Linked DNA regions of Homo sapiens: region 2 is linked to region 1. The links are chromatin loops, found by intact Hi-C in ENCODE. Cell type or tissue: Caco-2. All regions are shown on one strand.

Region 1 (2,500 bases):
TCCAACATGATGAAACCAGACTGAAATCATTGCAGTGGAAAAAACAAATGCCCCATATTCCAAATAGGTGAGCTCCACCGGGGACAGATGCCCCCCCTCCTTTTTTTTTTGAGACACGAACTCATAGAAACCACATATGACCTAGCCCATGTCTGCTGCAGAACCACCGAAGTTTCCTTTTTCTTCCATGTCCTCCGATTCTGTGACCATTCAATCTAGTGCAACTTTCTTATATGTGTCCTGGCTAGCATCTTGCCAGCTGGAATTGAGATTTTTCCCCCCTCTAGCTTGTGCAATAGCAGGATAATCTGCACTCACACATTTATAATCTAAATTCTACTAGTCTATCTATGGTTCTATTAAATATATATATATATATTATTCCACAGGAAGGTAAATAATTAATTGAAGCAAATGGAACTCTTAACACTGGATCTCTACATTCTTTTGTTTCCACCTTTGGATATTAAGTATGTTACATTGAATATTTGGCTTCATATCATGGAGACATTTCAATACAAATGCACGGCATGCATGGCTTTGTTTAAGAGCCGCAGTTTCATTGTTATCAGTTTTGATTATTTTGCAGTCGAGTTACCTATTTAGAAGTTGAAAATTGTCACCAATTTTCCCAGAATTAAGTATCTCAGAGGTAAAAGACTTAGTTAACTATGGTTCTAAAGTCTACTGGTAGTGTTGCGGGAGGGGCACAGTGGGTTGGGGAGTTCATCCAAGCGGTCTTCAGCAGGGATGGGACTTGGGGAGAAAATCCACTCTCTGTATCCATTGACTTTTAATTAATACAGTTAGAAAATGTGTCCACCTTAATGTTATATCTCGGTAGCAAATGGAATACAGTGGCAAGAATGACAACGGACATTCTCCACATCTTTTCACTGCCTGAGCAGCTTGACCATTTACTTCCCACAATAAAAGAAACCAGAAAGTGGACTGTATTGCCAGGTGGTTAAAAACATGACCCAAACCACCTTACATGTTTCTGTGTGTGTACACACAAAACTCACACCCCATAAAACCAAATAGGATGACTTTTCTTTTGAAAAGGCTAATCCAGTATGTCAGTTATCCCCAAAGATGTGGCCTGGGAGATTCTTCTTGGGAATGACAAGAAACCAACTGGATGAAAACAACATGACTACTTATCACTCAAAAGACCGAGGCTAGAGAAGCTATCAGGACTGCAGCTGCTCCTCTTCTGGCCAGTTGAGCTCCATCCTCTTCCCAACCCCCTTTCCCAGACCATTTAAAGGAATCAGTGCCAACGCCAATGTAAATCATTTTGGCTCCTGTTCTAATTTCTGAAATTCCTAAAATATCTGTGCAGCCCACAAATATGTCCTCTAGACTCTGTTGTTATTCGGCAGCTTGCTGCCAGTGAGGTTTTTGTTTTTATGATTCTCTGGTATGTAGGACAGTTTCACAGCCTAGATAAGGTAAGTACAATGCTCAATATTTTCACAGAACCCAATACTTCAAAGCAAAGCATTTGGCTGGGTAAGCAGTGTATAAGCTCTTTCAACTATGCCATTTATGAGGAACAAAATCCTTAAGTTGCGGATCTACAAAGGAACGTTCTTTGCACTATTGTGTGCTTGACTGTTTCTTTTTCATTTGTTCCACTAGAATCAGTTGCTTCAATTTGTAAACAATAACTTTACCACCCAAAGCTGCTCAAAATAAGATGTGGAAAAATTACAAACACACAACAACTAGGACAGTCAGTCAGCCTCAAAAACAAAACAAAAACAAAAAGACCTGCAAACAAAAGCAATACCATTTAATAAAAAAAAAAAAAAAAAAAAAAAAAAAGACGAGAAGGAACTGGGAGAAAATGGAACTACCTGTATATAAATTAGGTGAGCAAACAGTGATACAGGTAGTTTTAAGAAGCAAATATATACAGTCAATTTAACAGTGTTTACTTCTCTGGATTGTTTAATAGTGTCAAAATGAAAGATCTATTGAAGTTTCACTATACATTGCATTGATTGAACCTTGGAGAGTTTTATGAAAAAGAGGGGCATCCCTTGCCATCTGTTTGCCAGTCTTCCTTGCCCCTTCCTTTGAAATGCCTGCCTCTTTTTTGCCCAGATTGTTTCCTGACCATCCGAACTCAGATGGGGTCCTCTAAGTTCTTCCTGGATATTCACAAATCCCTTCACAAGGCCCACGTGCGAAGTGAATGATCTGGAGGTGCCTGGGCATCTGTGTTGGAAGGGAGTCAAGACTCACCAGCCAGTCAGTTTGTGGGCTAGAGTTGTCCCACAAAAATCAGGCATGTTCACCTCCCCTCTGGGCCCCTACAGCTGGGACTGATCATAGCCTCAGATTAGAAGAAATACTGACTTCTAACTCTATAAGCCAGCACTCCTGGGTAAGGAGTGAAGCTCTGTTGGCCATGCCGCTTTGGACTGCTGGGCAGAGCTGAGCCTACAGTTTTGTACTGGGGTGCACGGATGACAGCTGGGAAGATGGAAAG
Region 2 (2,500 bases), 240 kb after region 1:
AGAGCAAAGGGCATGGCAGGGAAAACTAAGAGGAGATTAATTGAGTAGGGAATTGAAGCATATGTAGGAATTTGCTATTTTCCAGATATGCAAAAGGAAAAGCATTCCAAGAAGTCATAACTTTTTTCTGTTCCTCAGGTATCACCCTCAGCTATATCATCATAAAAGGAAAGGGAGGCTCACAAAGGGTTTTGCCGGTAGGGAGGGGAATGAATTTTGACAATGCTTATTGGTAGAAAGGACATATTGAAAGTGAGCCAGGCCAGGTGCTGTGGCTCATGCCTGTAATCCCAGAAGGCCAGCCTGGCCAACATGGTGAAATCCTGTCTCTACTAAACATACAAACTTTAGCTGGGTATGGTGGTGCATGCCTGTAATCCCAGCTACTTGGGAGGCTGGGGATAAACATTGCTTGAACCCAGGGGGCGGAGGTTGCAGTGAGCCGAGATCACACCAGTCCACTCCAGCCTGGGCAACAGAGTGATACTCTGTCTTAAAAAAAAAAAAAAAAAAAAGTGGGTCTGGAAATTTGCTTTAGTTGTAAGAGACAATGTGGAGGTGTACTGAGGGTCAAAAGAACTGAAAATGAACCAAATGGGTGAAAGAAATATAAAAACGTTTAAACAAAAGGAAAGACTAGAGATGGAGTTGAATTTACATGGTGGAGTGAAATACGTGCTTAGACCACATCTAGAAAACCACATTTTAGTGGGTTAATAACCCTCGCTACAGTATGATATTTTGCAAGTCATGGACACCTAATTACTTCTTCAGGTGTTTAATAAGAGGCTGAACCAGCTTGTAATCTACAGTTTCCTTCTAGATCCAAAATGCCCCAATGTTCTATGAGATGAAAAGTTAGGAGCTTGGACAGAGACAGCACCTGGAACTGTCTATAGCAGGTGCTCCAACCATTCAAGGGAATGGCTTCATCACCTCTTCCACAAGGGCTGGAGGCAAGTTGAGAAAAAGGTGATGAAAAGGGCTGGGGTCTTGTGAAAGGAATTGGAACAGCATTGGGCAAGTTGCTGATCTTATCTGGTCTTTTGTAAATAGATGGGGGATTGGGACTCAAAGAGAAGTGCACAGCAAGGAGATAATGCTACTGATCCTAAGTCAAAGGGGAAATATCTGAGAAGTTATTGCCCTTGGAATGGCAAGAAGGAAGAGATCAAATATTGTTAGGAGTGTCAACATTCAGGAATGCTGCTCTGGCTCACCCTGCAATATAGCATTTAGGTCCCTATCCTGGGGGTAAGACCCTGATCCCTGGTGTGTGGGACCAGGCTAAGCTCATGTGTGATGATCAAGGCTCTGTAAATGCTCAAGGAGAATGATAGGCCACACATGCACATTGTCCAGCAATAAATGTATGGGACTTGGAGGGGAAGCCAGGACAGGCCATTACGTACCTAATGGAGAGCACTTAATGCCAGTCACTAGCTTTTCTCGTGCTTCTGATTACATTTTATATTCTTTTTAACAATTTTCTCAAAGCCTTGGTAAAGATTTCATTTGATTTGCCCGTGGAGATCAGTGACTGTGTGCCTTGGGGAGAAGCCCAGGAAGCCAGGAATGGGGTACAGATTTACAGGTTAGCAGCAGCACTCAGCATCCAATCCTCTGAAACTTCCTTAGTTGTCAAAGACAACATTTTTTGGGGGAACAGTTTCCCAGAGACCTAAACAGAAAGGCACCTCAGCCCAAGCGAAAAAGGGGCTTGTGGAAAATCTTACTGTGATCATAGAGGCTTTGAGGGCCAAGAAGCTAAGAAATAATGGAGCAAATACCAAGGTGGAAGTGAGTAGCAATTACTCTTGAGCACAAATGCTCTCCCATATGTACCTGTGATGGGTTTAGGAAGAAGGGATTTGATTGATCCATATCAAGCTCTTTGATAAATGTCTCAACCAGTGCTGATATTGTGGGCTTTCTTTTTCTTCTGTTTTTAGGGGTGGATATTATATTGAAAACAGAAAAAGAGTTAAAACTTCTCATATTGGGCTGAGCGCGGTGGCTCATGCCTGTAATCCCAGCACTTTGGGAGGCTGAGACGGGTGGATCATGAGGTCAGGAGATCGAGACCATCCTGGCTAACACGGTGAAACCCCGTCTCTACTAAAAATACAAAAAATTAGCCGGGCGTGGTGGCGGGCGCCTGTAGTCCCAGCTACTCAGGAGGCTGAGGCAGGAGAGTGGCGTGAACCTGGGAGGCGGAACTTGCAGTGAGCTGAGATCACGCCACTGCACTCCAGCCTGGGGGACAGAGTGAGACTCCGTCTTAAAAAACAAACAAACAAACAAACAAACAAACAAACAAAAAACCAAAAAACTCCTCATATGGCCATCACTTTTTATTAATTATATGGAATTAAACATTAAATTTAAAAATGATGTTCCCATCTCAGCTACCAAAGCTACCCACTTTGAACATTTTGCCATGCATCTTTTCTGAGTTATTTTTAAGCCTGTTTGTCTGCCTTGCTGTCTACCTATCATG

What was found. A loop is a pair of places that touch in the nucleus more often than their neighbours do. Peaks named below come from ENCODE experiments on the same cell type or tissue, not always from the same donor. Only the 100,000 strongest peaks of a DNase experiment are listed, where the experiment ranks them.
Region 2: a loop joins it to region 1, with 5 times the contacts of the local background. A loop is called at or near these places in 1 of 110 quality-filtered maps.

Annotation. Positions count from the first base shown.
Region 1 is chr10:62,092,982-62,095,481 of GRCh38, reverse strand. ARID5B (AT-rich interaction domain 5B) reads right to left here. Exons shown (of 10, transcript NM_032199.3): 10 at 1-2,500. The coding sequence ends at 2,452. Among named protein-coding and RNA genes, the nearest start is that of LINC02621, 160 kb to the left of the region's middle. In Caco-2, no CTCF peak of the experiment used is centred here; a DNase peak (open chromatin) is centred at 1,251.
Region 2 is chr10:61,849,078-61,851,577 of GRCh38, reverse strand. The region is part of intron 2 of LINC02625 (long intergenic non-protein coding RNA 2625); the gene reads left to right. Among named protein-coding and RNA genes, the nearest start is that of LINC02625, 18 kb to the left of the region's middle. In Caco-2, no CTCF peak of the experiment used is centred here; DNase peaks (open chromatin) are centred at 977 and 1,237.